2 separate regions of the Homo sapiens genome follow, and region 2 is linked to region 1. Evidence: chromatin loops called from intact Hi-C (ENCODE). Cell type or tissue: IMR-90. All regions are shown on one strand. Links, peaks and the distances in the headings refer to the core of each region. The heading gives the core; the rest is flanking DNA.

Region 1 (8,336 bases), core at 29-8,028:
ATGCTTCTCAAAACTTAATGCGCATGCCCTAATTACCTGGAATTTTATTAAAATGCAGATTCTAATTCAGCAGGTCTGGGATGGGATCTCATATTATGCATTTCTAATAAGCTCCCAGGACATGCTGAGACCTAAATTCTCAAACTTTTCTAGTTAAAGAGACACGGGGCTAGAATCAAATGGGACTCCTAAGGATCAGCTGGTAAGGTTTCAGAGCACTCAATCACCCAAGCTTCACCATGAGTGATTAAGATTTAGAAGATCCAGGATGAACAGCAGGAATCAATATTTAAAAAAAAAAAAACCCTCTTTAAGTGACAAAAATATTCACTGGTCTGAAAACCACATCTGAGTCCCTTCCTGCTCTGCCTGTGCTCTGAATACTGCAGAGAGACCCATCTGCTCTGGTAGTTTAAACAATTCCTTTACCATCTCCAGACCCCACCTGCCCTCCATCCTCCACCCCCACTTCACCTTTCCCCTAGCCTTGTCCTAACACATAATCCTCCCACCAAAAAAGAGAGAGCGCAGCAAGGAAGGAGCAGGCATGGCAGGAAGCATTTCAGCCATGGCTTCACGGCAAGGCTCCTCACCTCCCGGTCCCCGCTTCCTCACTTGCACAAACCAAGTTGTGAGAGATCAAAGAGTTACCCGACTGAAAAAGCTCTGTCAACTCTAAAGCATCATATGAACATGTTATTTTTTATTAGATCTGTGATGACCAGAAGAAACACACTTATAAAAGTCTAAACCCCTCTGGTCCCTGTTCTGAGGGCCCTTTTTTTTTTTTTTTTGAGACGGAGTTTCGCTCTGTTGCCCAGGCTGGAGTGCAGTGGCGTGATCTTGGCTCACTGCAACCTTTGACTCCTGGGTTCAAGCGATTCTCCCACCTCAGTCTCCCAGCTAGCTGGGATTATAGGTGCCTGCCACCATGCCTGGCTAATTTTTGTATTTTTAGTAGAGACGGAGTTTCATCATGTTGATCAGGCTGGTCTCAAACTCCAGAGCTCTAGTGATCCGCCCGCCTCGGCCTCCCAAGTGCTGGGATTACAGGCGTGAGCCACCACGCCCAGCCCTCTATTCTGAGAACTTTCTACATACCCCCCTTCTTTCACTGTACCCCTCTCAATTTAAAGCACAGAGTTTCCATATTTCCACTTCCTAAATATACAAACCAAACTTCACCAACAAAACAAGTAAAACATGTTATATTGAGCCTCAAGTAAAAATGGCTTCAAATTTGTAGAAGATGCCAACAAACTAATATTGCATGTATGTACATCTGCTAATGTACTTGTAGGGGTTTTCCTCCCCAAAAAAATCTATCCTCTAAAATAATTTTTACTCTGTTATCTAAAATTCTCAAGTCTCATCTAAATTTCCTCCCTGCTTATTGACACTGCCACCGCACCCCCTTCTGGGCAGGCTTTTATTCTGACACCACCCCTTTGGGTCCCCAACCATACTGGTCTCCTTGAGAAAGGCATTTGCTATATAATCCATTTGCTAATAAAATCCTCTGATTTTCGAGATTCCCTAACAGAGGAAGTACTCACCTGTGCACTTTTTATTTTTCAGATTTATCACAGGGAAGCACTTGCCAAAGGCCACTGACAGCATGCCTTCCACATTGCTCAGGGATGGGCGGGCAGGGAGGGGTGGTACCACCAGGCAGGACACTCAGGTCTAATGACACACCTGGCTTGCTTTCCCCGTGCTCAGCCAACCAGAACTCTTCAGTGCCCCCAGGCACGACTGGGAAAATTCCTCACCTGCCATGCTTGAACCTAGCACCACACAGCCTAAATCCACAGGGCACACCAGGCAGCAGAAAGGACTAAGTCAAGCCTTGAAATGTTCCAGTCTGAGACAGGGTGGAAGTGGGTAGCCCTTCTTGTTCCCCAGTTAGCTAGACAGTCCAGGAACCGGAGTCAGTTCCCTCAAACCCAATACACAGGAGAGCACAGGGTCCAGGACAGCTCTATCTGCTGAGGGGAGCAGCCCTGCATGGCTGACCAAGCAGAAGGCACATGTAACCAAATGGAGCTCCCTTTGCTGAACGGGGCCTCCCTAGGACAGCACGCAGGGTGTATTTCCCAACAAACTAGTCGGCCAAACACCATTTGGTTTCAATTAACAGAAACCCACTCCCACTAACCTAAGGTAGGAAAAAACGGTAAGGGAATACGAGTTCATTATAAGGCCAAGGCGTCCATCTGAAGACCCCTGAATCAGAAACTGCAGCCAACCCTCACAAGAGATGGAAACCAGGAAATAGAAAACCATCAGGAAATGAGACTATTCCCTTGGTCTCTTGTCTCGTCCTCAGCACAACTGTGTTTCCTTGTCTCTCTGCAAAGTGGCTTTATTCCACACTTCTCTATACCCATGGGTCAAACATCTACTCCCCAGTTAGGGTCTCCCTGAACTACAGTGTGAGCATCAAAGACAAACTGGGATTGCTATCTCAATCCCAAAAGAGGCAGGAGACAGAGTTTAACTCAACTTGGCTCAGATAGCCCCACTTTGATCCAAGAAAAGGTGGGTGAGCTGGTCCTACTATAGAAAGTATCTACCTGTCCAACACAATTACGAAACAAAAACAAAACAAAAAAACACACACAATGTACATGACAGCCACTGAATGAACTCCGACCTTTGTTAAATCCACAAAGTTTTCCTAAAGTATCATCTTGTCTTCTTAACCACTCTAAGGAGGCACAGCTGTACAGTCAGAGCCTCAAATAACAAGCAACTGTCTTCTTTGTAGCTTGCTTGCTTGTTGGTTGCCTGGGTTGGAGGAAAAAACCACTTTGTTGCTATCAAATAGGAATGTATTTCTGGTTCCTCCTTTTTTCTTCAGAGAAGAGTTCTTAGCAGGAATCTCACCTGAAAGGGGGCAGAACCTGGCTAAAATATGGCAAGGTCTTGGACGGCATGAATGCAAGGGTTGGGGAGACACAGGCACAGTAGAAACTCACACAACACACAAACAGAACTCAAGCCTTCTGGGGCAGGCTCAGAAAATAAAATAATCTGCCATCTATAGGAAATATCTGTTCAGTGTAAAGGTTAAGTGAGGCCCCTTCCTTACAAAAGCCACTGGGTTTTTCATAAAGTAACCCCAAAGAGTCCATCAGTCTGGGTCCATTTCACTTAAGGCAACAAACATTCCTCACAGATCATGGGCTGTGCTCTGTGTGGTTGCTAATAGGATAATCTGTTACAGGAGGCTTACAAATCCATTTACATTGATTTTAATTAATTAATCAATCCCTGGCCCCGAACAACTTGGTCTAGAGACGATAAGCAATTCAAGATTCAGTCTCTAATCCCAGCCTGAAATCTACATGAAAAAGAAGTTAACTGTCAGATCAATGAAGGACAAATAAAAATAACTGGATTTGTACCTCTCTTAACATAAGGAAAAATCTCCTCCAAGTTTAGACAGTGACTATTTACATGTTAATGAGAGTAATATATTTTCACAGTGATTTCCAAAGAAACTCACCTAAGACTAAGGAGTTTTTGTACCAGCCTGAAATCTGGAGAACCACAGCCAGAAATTATGACTCTCAGTCAAGCCTCTAAAATCAAAATGAGCCCGACTTTCTCAACAGCTTATCAGAGCCTTTTAGTGAGGCCTGAAGTTGAACAGAAAATTACCCAAACACAAAATACAAACGACAAGTAAGAACGAAGTGGCCCTCGCCAGCCTGGCTGTGCGCTGAATTAGCCACACTTGATTAAAAAGCCAGGCAAACTTTTGCATTTGCTTTTATTTTATTCTTTACAAAGGCTGAAATAGAATTTGACCTTTCTGAGCTATTGCCAGCTATGAATTGGAAACAAGCTCAATTTAAAAGGTAGCATCAATATCTAACTGCTCATCATCTCAAATTTTTTTCCATCTTCCTCAGTGTCTTTTCACAGGGTTTGTCTACCCATGCTATTTTTAGACTTCTATCAGAACTTCCAATGACTCCATATAAACCTACAGTAGGGGGGAGAAGGGTCTCATTTCAGTCCCATTTTCTCAAATCCCACGCTAGCTAACACCAATTAGCGTAGAAAAAGAAGGTAAGAGTTGGTAAATGAAAATGAGTCACACTCAATTTTAATTTTTCTCAAGATTGAAAAAGCTCATAAATTCACAAGTAAAGCACAAAGCAACAGTGAGTCCCAACTTCACACAGAAACACCAACCCAACTCTGCTCTGACTTGGGTACGTACACAAAGTGGGCACTGCTCATAAAGGAGAAAAATAAATACGAGTCACAGCAGACCCAACATTGGGAGACAACTTCGTGTTTCTCCCTTACTCTTTAAAATATTTAATAAAACAGTTATAAAACTGATTCTGAAGTCAGGAAGACTGGCGTGAAACACTGCAAAAGGAAAAAAAAAAAAAGAGGACCCTGTATATAAGGAAGTAAACTGCAAGTAAAAGCAAGAGACAGGCCAGAGCTTGGCAGGCTGGCGAGTGTGTTAGTTTGTTCTCTCGTCTCTCTCCCCTCTCTCTCTTTTTTCTCTCCTTTCTCTCAAGTGAAGAACAAACAAAGAGTCGATACTTCAACTATACATATGGAATCCAGAGCTTTCTGCCTAGTGTCGGCTTGCATGTCCCCTAGTTTTAGGATTCACTGGAACACTAAAGCCCCTTGAAACATTTGCCATGTGTTTGCTGGGGCACTTCCCCGGACTCAGCCTGCCGCCTTTCCTGGCTGAGTTGTGCCGGGCCGCACAGCAGAGCAGGGTGTGCCAACGCAGCCTGACATTCAGATCAAGACCACAAATTATAAACAGTTTCAGTAAATTGACTCAAGTGCCTTTGTTCCTCAGACATACATCTTCCTACCGCTTACAAAGGCAGGCAGCAGAACCTAACCACCAACGCGGCTATAGCCAGGACTGGGAAAGGAAGTTATTGAAGCCTGGATTTCCTGCCTTTGCTTGTAGCCAAGAACTATGAGGCTTGTAGTGGTTTCAGGAACTGACTCATCTCATGATTCATGGATAAGATACTGCTTTTAATATGTTTCTGACCCTAAGATTCAGGAAAATCAAAACCAGTCTGAACCTATGCTTCACTCTTATTTGCAAATGAATATTCACAGCAAAATAAACAGGAGGACAACGGTTACCGAAACAATGAAAACATCATGCCAGTGGCAGGAAAAGTGGAATGCAGGCATCACATGGGAAGCCGTCATCAAAGCTTAATCCATGGGCTGCGACTTAACAGCGTTTCAACTTCCCAAAAGTGGATAACAGGTGGGATAAGGTTTATTTTTAGATGTCATTCCCCTAGATGTAAAAATAGATTTAGCACAGCAATATTTTAATTCAGGCCCATCTGGGGTTGTGACTCTAAATATCCAGGATGTACAGAAGCATGTAGCTTAAGATTTAACTGTTCCAGTTGCAAACCAGAGTTCAGAGTGAGCAGACCAATGATTAATGGGTAATAAAGGACTCGCATTGGAACTCATTCTCTTAAATCATCCTCTGCTAGAAGGCTGAAATTCTGTATTTCCACCCATGTGCTGACTGGCCTTCTCTGTCCTTTACTGTGCGCATGCACACACGCACACACACATGTGCACACAGCCCAGGACTTAAAAGCGAAGTTCTTTAAAAGTACTAAGCACCAGGGGCTCGCACCTCTGGCTGCTTTCCATGATGTTCCCTGTGGATTTATTCATCACAAAGAGGTCCCCACTAGAAAAAACTTTTAAAGCCTCCCTCATTCATGGATTGTTGGGTTCTCCCCACTATCCCCACACAAGACATTAAGCACAGGACCAGTAGGGGTGGTTTTCAAAAGCCTTTATGGGTTTCAACACAGCCCAGTTGCACAGAAGGAAAAGGGGGAAAAGAACACAAAAAACACAGGCTGTTCTGTGGGGTGGGGGTGGAGGAAGCAGTAAGAACAGTTGACCAGGCAAGGCCAAAGTGCAGGGGCCGGCTGGCAGGCGCTGCATGGCTGGGCTCCTCCAGCAGATTTACTGACATGACGTCAGTGGCTCCAGTCCAGCTTTTTCTTTGGTAGCTTTTACCACTTGCCTCCTGAAGCCTCCACTATGTTAGGGAGCCACAGGACCATAATGAAAATTCCCTTTGTGAAACTGAGTTTACCGCGGGGCACAGAAGCCTGCCTTGTGAATTACGGGGCTCTTCCCCCTACTCTCAGTGCCCACGGAGGAAAGCGGGGGCGGGGGGGAAATAAACCCCTACAATACTGTACTTTCCTTTAATACAGAGGAACCATTACATTAAGCTTGCGGCTTTAAAAAGAAAAAAAAGCCGGGGTGGTGGGTGAGGGGCATTAAATGTGTATCCAAAATTTCCCAGGCCAGGATGCTGGTTAACTTCTCAGTGGTGTGGAGAATGATGATAATTTCAGGACTATTCACTTGTGCCGTCATGAGACTGTGTTGGCTGCACTGTGAACGCATACAGCTTTGTTTCACCAACAAAACAAAAAAGTATTACTGAAGCTAAAACTGTAGGTCTGAATGGAAACTCTGAAGAAAGCATTAGAGCGTGTCTTTAAAATGAGCCCTGCTTTGCTGGGGGGACTGGGGGGTGGTTGGCCTAAGTGCATAGTCTATGATGCACCAACATGGGCATAAAACAATTTCCAAGAAGCAAAGACAGAAATTATAATACTAAAAATAAGTTTAATAGCAGACTTGTTAAATAAAAAACACTCATCTTAGACTTGCAGGCCTACTACTATAGGCCCGCAGCACTAAAACAATAGCTATGTTACAACTAGGGATCCAATGCATAAATCTATCTAAAACTACAAATCTTTAACTTATTTAAGCTTATAAAAATAATAGACTAGTGATAAATTCTTTAAATGACTAGGACATTAAATACATTCTATTTTAAACACTTTGGAGAAGAAGTACAAAGCTTAATTCAATCAATATTTATTGAAACAGATGAGTACAAACGTACCCAACAATACCATCGAAATACAGCTTGCAGCCTGAATGGCTCACGGTGGTAATAAGATAAGGAATCTCTCATGTCCTGGTTATGTATACAAGGAATAGAACAAACTATCAGGCAGACATGATGAAGGCAATGACTAAAGACTTCTGTGAAGCCTACATTAACATGAGCTTTGGCCTTCAGGAGGCAAGTCAAACCACAAACCATCCATGGTAATTCTTCAGTTTGGTCTTTTTCTTAAGGGAGGAAAGGACAAGATGACAAGCACAAGCATGAAAGTGGCAAATGAGAGCCAAAGAGGCCAGGCATGAGCAAGTGTGCAAGGAAAGCTTTTACCACGATTAGAGTTGACATGGCAGGCAGGATCCATTTCCAAAGGTGAGCAGATTATTCAACTGAAGGAGTGGGAGGAGAAAAAAAGCAGAGAACCTAGCACACACATCATAGCCTAGAAACTCCATTTCTCACTAAAAGGAACCCAAACTCTGCAGAAATGGTTCATTCTATCTCCCAGAATACACAAGAGGTTGGACAGCAAGGAAACTATAAAAGACTATTAATAGGGTCACATCAAAAGGCCACAGGAGCCAACTAAAGAAATTCCCACTGGCCAAAGATGAAACAATTTGAGCATCAGTAAGAGGAGGAACTGCAATGGACTGAAACGCATTCAATAATTTAAAATCAGTGATTGCCTAATGATATGCAAAACAAAAAAAAACTATCTTTCCTTTACAAACTATATGCTAGGTTAACCATATAGTTGCTAAGAGAAACCTTCTCCATAAAAAGAGGAATGGGTTGGGTGAGATGGCTCACGCCTGTAATCTCAGCAATTTGGGAAGCCGAGGTGAGCAGATCGCTTGAGCCCAGGAGTTTCAGACCAGCCTGAGTGATGAAACCCTGTCTCTACAAAAAACTAAAAAACTAGCCAGGCATGGTGGCGCACTGACAGTCCCAGCTATTTAGGAGGCTGAGGTCAGAGGATCACCTGAGCCCGGGAAGTCAAGGCTACGGCAAGCCGGGATCGCATCACTGCACTCTAGCTTGGGTGACACAGTGAGTGAGACCTGTCTCCAAAAACAGAACTAGAGTATCAGAGAACCACCAGTTTGCAAAAACTACATGAAATAATAGATACAGGCAGAGATCATCAATCAATGGCACTAACATCACAGAAAAAGTGACACTGTACATTGTGTGCCTCCTGGTAGAATACTAGCTATGAAATATTTGCATCAAAAAAGTTTTTAAAAACCCTGAATTAGATCAAATGTCAACATCTAAATTTCCCATTTATAGGAAATACAGAGGATAAGAGAATAAAATACACAGCACCATGGAGATACAACTGCAAAATCCAGAACGA
Region 2 (8,336 bases), core at 24-8,023, 170 kb before region 1:
AGGTGACAGCAAGGGGCCAGAGGAACCTAAACTGGCTCCAGGCTCAAGTTAAGCTCCAGAGTGAGTCCTTCTTCTATTTCTTTCAAACATAAAGACACAATGAAGAGGGCTCAGTGGAGGGAGACAATGCAAAGCATTCCAAGTCAGGAAAATGAACCTCATCCTGGACCAGTACTCTTTGGGAAGGCAGAAGAACATCCTGCAAAGAGCTTGGCTTGTGGCACCAGATATCCCTGGATTAACTTCAGACTTGTGACTCTAAGCAAGCCAGTTAGCCATTCCACGCCTCTGTGTCCTAATTTATAAATCAAAGATAAAAACACTTTTGTTCAGGACTGCTTCAAGTACTTAGTATGGTGCTTGCAGCCTTGGCCCTGGGTGAGCTTGCAGTCTACGGGGGCCAGGTAATGGACTGGCTTTCCAAGCTGGATTCTGCTCGGGACCTGAAATACTCAGGAGCCCTTGTCCTCACTAGATAACCTTTTGGATAGATGTCATTCTAGGGCATTATCTAAGTTGGAGGCCAATTAACAATGGGATTTCGCTATGAAGAGATAAAAATGTAGAATGATGAGACTGTTTCTGTTGCCCTTATAAAGAAAATCCAGACCTGGCTCAGTTCACACAGAATTATCTTTATCTACATATTCAGTGCCCTGGCTCCCATCATTAATTTCTCCATCACCACACTGTTGGCAAGTGGTTCCAACTGAAGCCTGAGAAATTGTCTCCAATCTTAGTTTTCGTTCAGTTAAATTAAAAACAAGGTAATAAAAATATCTTTGAGGAGAAAGCGTATATGTCATAAATGCAAAAGAACTCCCCCTGAAGATTGGGAAATGCCAGGAAAGATTATATCATTTCCCAAATCCCGTGACAAGGCCAAGTGTCTTGGTGTGGACACAGACAAAGGAGGTTGTTGCTCAGGCTTTCCTTGCCTCCTGCACTGCTAACAGCCAAGTCCTGAAGGAGCAGAGTGGCTCAGGGGGCTTCACGGAGCAACACAGAGTGAAGTGAAGTACGTCTACCTTCCCTGTGGACAGGCCCATTCCTGGATGGAATCAGTGATGATACAAACATGATTCAGCAGTGTGGACTTTAGCAATGCCCCAGTGAAGTTCTTGAACTCAAAAGAATTAAATCAACAATTTGAACTTTAAGCTCTCTGCCTATTGGAAGGAACAGCAGTTTGGAAAGAATGGCCTGTTCAGAAATCAAATCATAAAGGCCACCAGGGCGAGAACAAGAAAATGGCCCCGGGGGAGCACATGTAGCTCATAAATTAGTCACCGGCGACTGGACATAATCAGAGGGGCTCAGGTCTCTTTCTGCTCTACTGGGATGATGCAATGTCAGCAAGTACAGGTTTTTCTTCAATACACATCCAGAGCCTGACGTGAATACATCTACTGCCTAAGATGTATTCCTGCCGAGCGGAGGGCACGGCGAAGACTTCCTTTCCTCTTAGTTTTGTCCCGAGTCATACACTCACCTAAACACACTCGAGAAGTGAACCAGAGGTGGCTTGGCCCATCTTCATGGGAAGATGGAGATGGCCCACAGTGTGGTGGTGCTTCCCAGACCTTGGCTGTGGCTACCGTGAGCTTCTGAAAACAGCAAGAAAGGACTGCCTTTTTGCTGCTAATGGGGAAAGAAGGACTCTGAGCAGGGTCTGAACAACTTCTTAGGGCAACTGAACATACAGGCAAAGAGACTCCTGCATGGAACTCTACAAAGAAACTCTGAGTAGGAAAAAGACTGCTTAACACATGGAGAATGCTTCTGCATTCTTTCTACATGCTGGGATAATAAATCCCTGGAGCTTAAAAAAACAGTTAATGACTTTTTCATGAATTAATGGTAAGTGAAACAATTCGAAGTAGAGAATAATTTCTAAGGCTGTGAGCTAATCCTCAGACATGCTGCTGCTTCTCACTACTCCACTGGAGACGCCAATAGGGGCTAAACTAAGGGAAAGGGTGAGATGGAAGACAACAGGTAAAGCTGGTGTTGGTGACACTGCTGTCGCTGCAGCTGGTGACACAAGGTCCAAGGGAGACCTCTAACTCAGCATCCTCAGGATTTTTAAATGGATATTCCATAGGCCTAGAAGCCTCTTTCACACTGCAACTGCATGGATTCATCTTCTACTTTAGAAGTAGACTCAGGCCCAGCTACAGGCTGTGGGTCATCTATAAAACCTACCCCCTTGAGAGCAGTGGGTCAAAAGGGTTTTGTCTGAGTAGGAGACAAACACATAGCACTCCCATCACTAAGAAACAACTCCTTCAAAGCTAAGCTCTCTTCTAGGCCTGCAGTTTGTACTCTAGCTTCTGTCCTAGACATTTTTTCTTTTTCTTTTTTTTGGAGACAGAGTCTCGCTCTGTTGCCCAGGCTGGGGTACAGCAGTACAATCTCGGCTCACTGCAACCTCCACCTCCCAAGTTCAAGCAACCCTCCTGCCCCAGCCTCCCAAGTAGCTATAACTGCCGGTGCACACTGCCATACCTGGCTAATTTTTTGTATTTTAGTAGAGACGGGGTTTCACCGTGTTGCCCAGGCTGGTCTCTAACTCCTGAGCTCAGGCAATCTGCCCATCTCGGCCTCCCGAAGTGCTAGGATTACAGGCGTGAGCCACCGTGCCCAGCCTTGTCCTAGATATTTTGAAAATGCCCCAACCCCGGGGGGGGCGGGGGAGAAAATCCCCACAACTCTGAATGTATAAATTTAATTTCCAAAATCACTGTGCTCTGGCCACAAATGCCTTTTTTTTTTTCTTTTTTCCATCTTACCGAGCTCTTGAATCTCAGCTTCAGTCTACTGACGCTTTGTCTCTACTCTCCCAGCTTCTCTGCTCCTGGTTCACTGTCTCCTCGCATTATTCCCTTTCTAGTTCAACCATCCCCTATATGTCCTGAACCTCGTATCTCTCCTCTGCAGTCAGGGTCTGTATCCAAGGTCACCAAATTGTTGGCCGAGTCTATCTTAAGCTGCTAAAAATTCCAGAGGAAAAGTCTCATGTTGGTGCCAATGGCTATTGCACAAATTCATGGTAGATAATTGGGCAAAAATCGGCTGGGCGCAGTGGCTCATGTCTGTAATCCCAGCACTTTGGGAGGCTGAGGCAGGCGCATCACTTGAGGTCAGGAGTTCGAGACCAGCCTGGCCAACATGGTGAAACCCCGTCTCTATTAAAAATACAAAAATTAGCTGAGTGTCGTGATGAGCGCCTGTAATCCCAGCTACTTGGGAGGCTGAGGCAGGAGAATCGCTTGAACCCGGGAGGCGGAGGTTGCAATGAGCCGAGATGGCGCCACTGCACTCCCGCCCGGGCGACAAAGCAAGACTCTGTCTCAAAAAAAAAAGAAAAAGAAAAAGACAATGGGCAAAAATCTAGGAGCAAAATGAGAAGAGAGAGCTTTCACTGGATTTGATTTTCTAAGGGAAGTAAGTGGCAAGAAAATACATTGTGGGTGGTAGGAAAGAAAGGAAGATTAATTTTGGTTGAAGACGGAGGGTGGGTAGAGGAAAAAGTACAGAATAATGTTTGCCACTTGATTTTTCATTAAAAAAAACTTATATAATGAAAATGATCAATTCCAGATAGTATAAACATGAGTGTTTAATATATTTTCTGTACTGTTTAAATTTTGCAACAAAAACTTCATAATTTTGATGCACACTCCTAGTCAATTACCATTACTTTAAGAGAACCCAATTTTAATAAGTTGATTTTTAAATGCTGCTATTGAAAATCTTTCTGAAAAGTTCTGGCACACAACACTTTTCAGACTTCATAAGGACAGAACTTATAATTTATTCTTTAAACACAATGAGTAGGAAAGACTACAGAGCAGGCAGAGAGCACCAAAGCAGGGAGCCAGCCAAGGATGAGTGCTAAGTGCCACGGAGCAGCCCCAGGGGGTGTGGGTTGGCCCCTGGTCCCAGCCTGTGACTCTCTTCCCCACTCTTAAAGCAGCCCAGGAATTAGCCTCCCTGACTCCAGCTTGGCCTCCCTCTTATTAGCTATCCTGCAAAACCTGGCTGGCGAGGTCTTTCCAGAGGGTAAATTTGAATGAACCCCATGTATGCCCCTAGGCCCACAGATGAATCCCTTCTCCTCAGTGGGATAATCGAGGGCCCTTCCCTTAGGCTCCTCCAGTCTTACCTCCCACCGCATGTCCCCAATTACATGATGCTCTTCATGGTCCCCCAGATAGTCCCAACTTTATGGAAATTCTCTGCCTTCAACTATGTTTAGTTCTAATGACACTTCTCCATGAAGCTTTAATTCCCTCACTCCCAGAATGAATCATTCTTTTCACTTGGGCAGCCTCTGCACTATCCTGTTTAATTTCTACTGCAGAGCCCCCTAGCTGTGGATATCTACTGGAAAAATAACAGAAAAGTTCAATGTTCCTCAAGAACAGAAACTCTGGATTCAATTCTATGTGCCCAACGTCTACAAAAGGACCTAGAACACACTTAGGTTCTCAATGAAAACCACTGGACTGAATTCAGTAATCATTCCTATGCTTTTCAAGTTCAAATCTACGTAGAAATCTTAGACTTTCACTAGAACAATTTTTTTCTTTACTAAAATTTAAGTCTACACAATTTGGGGGTGATCTAGTCCACAAACAAGCACATTGAGAACAACTGCCAATTAGTAGAAGCATAAAGCTGACCTTTAGAATTTATTCTAACGGATTTTCAGGAGAGTAACTTTTGTAGCTAGGATGACTCATCTATCAATGTGACATCAAATGACCACTCTCTCCTGGAGTCTGTTTTCTTCCTAGGAACATGGCAGAACTTCAAAACTACAGAATTTAAAAACATGGGCTTTAAATGGGACACAGGAGCTCTCTGTAAAGGCTGGAAGGGACAGCATAAGAGGTAGACACCTCCTTTTCCTTCTGCCTAAAACAGGGGGCTTTTCAAACCTGATTCAATGGAATAGCCTAAGAGGCCATTACTAAGGATTTGAGGGAGTAAGCTTCAATTCAAAACATGAGTTTTGCTACTTTAAAAAGGCTGGAAAACACCAGCCCAAAGAACTCTGCCACACCCTTCCCTGGAAAGTAAAGAGAAGCTTATAAGCAAGAAGACTCACCAGGAAGACACATCTGGCAGTGGCCTCCATTGCGGGTAAGCCACTTTTCCAACTCCACAGAGGGACAGACAAATGCAAGTCTGGTTTCGGTCTTCACATGAGGACCATAGACCTTTGTCTACCCCTTCGACGTCTGAGTTTGTGGAGAAGTGGTAACCAACCTGGCTAGGGCAGTGTCTGCAAGGATAGTTACTGGGATGGTCAGCCACCAGCCACCTGCTCCAGGAGGCCTTCCTACATCTTCCCAGGCAAAGCACAGTGTCTCTTTTAAGCTTGGATACTTCCTGCCACTCCCCTCTGCTCCCCACCCACCCAGAAGCTATCCTTGTTGTCTTTTGGGATGACCTCAATTATCTGTAGCGAGTTTATCTCACTAGCTAGTGTGGGAGGCCAAGAAGACCATGGCTATCAGCCTGACCCCATGATGACCTCGGTAAAGATGCTTGTCCCTGCCTCCTCACAAATGTGCTATTAGATTCCAGAGCTGAACAAGGGGGTATGGATGGAGCTGGGACATCAACAGAGTTGAGCCCATATCCTGGTAATGGCTGGTTAGGAAGGTTAAGTATACTGCCTTTGAGATAAAATGCTCATGGAGGGAGTGAAAGAAAGCAGCACCAACTCCTGCAAGCAGGTGACAGACAGCCTCACTCTCTGCGACTGTCCTAATGCCCTCAGAGTGGTGCCAAGCAGCTCTGTCTCCAGGACCATGTCATTCCCCCAGTTACTGATGACCCTCACAGCACCAACCCAAATTAAGTCCACGTTTTGACCAAGGGCTCAAAGTTAAAATGTGGATGCCAAGTGAAGGGCTGGTAGCAAAGGCTGAATGCCCAGCCCCAAAGACTGTGAGGGGTGACAGTTTAGGTACAGTGTGCTGGTGTGAAGCCCTCTGCTTGAAAACATTCTCCCACCTTCACTAGATAAAATTTTATCTAAAACAATGATTCGTTTAGGGTGCAAAAAGATCTGAGTTCAAATCCTGGCTTCACCACTTACTAGGAAGGCTTTGTGACTAGTCAATTATACTCTCTCAGCCCCAGTTTCCTCAGTATCATGCCCCAAAAGCAGAATACTGTAAGTCACTTCATAGTGAGCTTAAATGAGGGAGCACGCATTAGGCTGCCTTTCCTCTTTCAATTGCCAAACTTAACAGTATACTCTCCACGAAGCTCATCCCCGGGATGCACCCCACATTTCATTTTGGCTGCTCCCGCTATTACCCAAAGTGCTCCTCTAGTTTACATTCCCATTTACATGGCCAGCTCCCTGAACAGGATATTGGCTGTTAACTGCCCATCACAGTGAGCAAGCACCATGCCTGGAACACTCAGTTGGTATTAGCAGATGGAAAAACAAAGGACTCCATTTTTCCAAGAACAATATGGTAGGAAAGAACGGAAGAAACTACAAGAAGACGGAGGTGGTTCTTGGAGCTTAAATGCTGAGCCAGTTGCTATCCTACTGCTTCTGTTTCTGTCTCTTCCTTGTGCCTGCCCCAAAAGAGAGTGGCCCAGGGCTGAAAGTCAGGGGAATGTTTCTTTTTTATTATTGTTAATTTTTTTTTAGAAACAAACATAAATACCGCTGTGTATTTTTACATATGTACATGTATAAAGCAACAGAAAAATTGTTTCTATGGAAGAAAACTCTAAAATTCACCAAGTGAGAAAAAGAGTGCTTCCTATATCACATGGGAATCCCTTCTGAACAGAAGAGCTTTATTCCTCACTTATAGGGCTTTCAGTCTAAGGCTGTGTGCCCTGGTGAGTCCACAGGAACCACACAGACAGTGCAGAAATAGAGCAATTCATATCATCACAGATGGAAACAACATTGTTATCTGTAAACTTCTTTGTACATCATTAATTCATTAGCTCAGAGAAACTAGAAACAGAGTCAGAACTTGAGCAAAAACTGGGGTAGTTACATCCATATAGAGAGTATTGCACCTTTGGTTAAAAAGCAGGATCTACAAAGTTATCTTAGTCTTCCAACTGCTCAGCCAGTGCAGCTAAAAGCCAGCCACCATCAGCCACACGTGCGAGCGAGCCAGCATGCTGCCCACTGCAGAGGGCACACCAAATGCTCCTTCCTAATCACTTGTCCTATTCCACAGCCAGCCTTGTTTGCATAAAAAAAAGTCGAAGGACTTTGGGAAGAGTCCCAGTGCTCACCACTCAAGTGTTGTGAGACTACACTGTTTTTTAGTTCAGAACAAAACCACAAATTTAATTACTGTATAGAAAAATATCAGAACAGAACCGAAAAAGGCACATGGGAAAGCCATCAATATGTGCCAAAATCAATTTTTATTATAAACGAAAGCTCCTCCTTGCAAACTATAATCTCTTTGCATTTCTAAAATAGGGCATTACAGAAAAATAAAAGTCAGGTATGTTTTATTATAAATTTTATAAAGGGAAAAAGCAGAAAGAAGTTGTATATGAAAAATTATCAATGCCCCCATTTTTCCTATAAAATATATTTTGAGACTGAAAAATGAGGTACAAGTAAAAAAAAATTTAAGCAAACTCAAGTACAAATGAAACTGCAAATGGGTTTGATCAAGAGTTTTCCCATCTCTAAGATCTATCTTTTTTTTTTAAAGGCCACTGCTCAGATTTCTCTTTTAATAAGAGCGCCATTCACTTAAAAAACAGTAGTAAGCAATGTGGAAGAAATCTGGCTGAAAATACTCTGAGGGAAGAGACATGCATGAAAAAGACGTATTTTTTATAAGTCTTCTTAAAAATACATCAAAAGCATGAGTTAAAATAATTTCTAAATTTTTTAAAAAGGTAATTTCATGACCACTTTGGAAATGATTCTTTCTAAATAATTTCTACTCAATTTTGCATCTCTGGACTTTTCTTTTTTTAAGCTTTCCTAGCCCATGGCTGCTTGGTGGACATCTGAAGGTTAAAAAAAAAAAATCATGTTTCTGTGCTGAAAAGTTATCAAGACCAGCTCTCTGCTGCATTTGCATTGTTATTAGGAACACACACATACACACGCACACACACACGCAAACACACACACGCGCTCACACACATTGAGTTTAATGTGAGGCTAGTACAGAAACAGAGAGATTAAACACAAAGAAATGTAAACAGCTCTCACATGCAAGGAAACTAGGTTACGAGAATCCCAGCACCAGGCATTCACCAGTCACCATGGAAAACAGGAAGTGAGATGCATAGCAACCACAAGCCAAAAA

Evidence for each region. A loop is a pair of places that touch in the nucleus more often than their neighbours do. Peaks named below come from ENCODE experiments on the same cell type or tissue, not always from the same donor. Only the 100,000 strongest peaks of a DNase experiment are listed, where the experiment ranks them.
Region 2: it touches region 1 in a loop (8-fold over the local background); 3 of 110 quality-filtered maps call a loop at or near these places.

What each region holds. Positions count from the first base shown.
Region 1 is chr11:12,690,481-12,698,816 of GRCh38, reverse strand. All of the region lies in intron 2 of TEAD1 (TEA domain transcription factor 1), which reads right to left. Among named protein-coding and RNA genes, the nearest start is that of TEAD1, 20 kb to the right of the region's middle. RefSeq lists an enhancer at 4,210-5,409. In IMR-90, for the core only: no CTCF peak of the experiment used is centred there; DNase peaks (open chromatin) are centred at 4,966, 6,026 and 7,106; H3K4me3 peaks cover 400 bases; H3K27ac peaks cover 3,794 bases.
Region 2 is chr11:12,864,917-12,873,252 of GRCh38, reverse strand. The region is part of intron 5 of TEAD1 (TEA domain transcription factor 1); the gene reads right to left. Among named protein-coding and RNA genes, the nearest start is that of TEAD1-AS1, 54 kb to the left of the region's middle. RefSeq lists a silencer at 8,117-8,336. In IMR-90, for the core only: a CTCF peak has its summit at 4,352; no DNase peak of the experiment used is centred there; H3K27ac peaks cover 369 bases.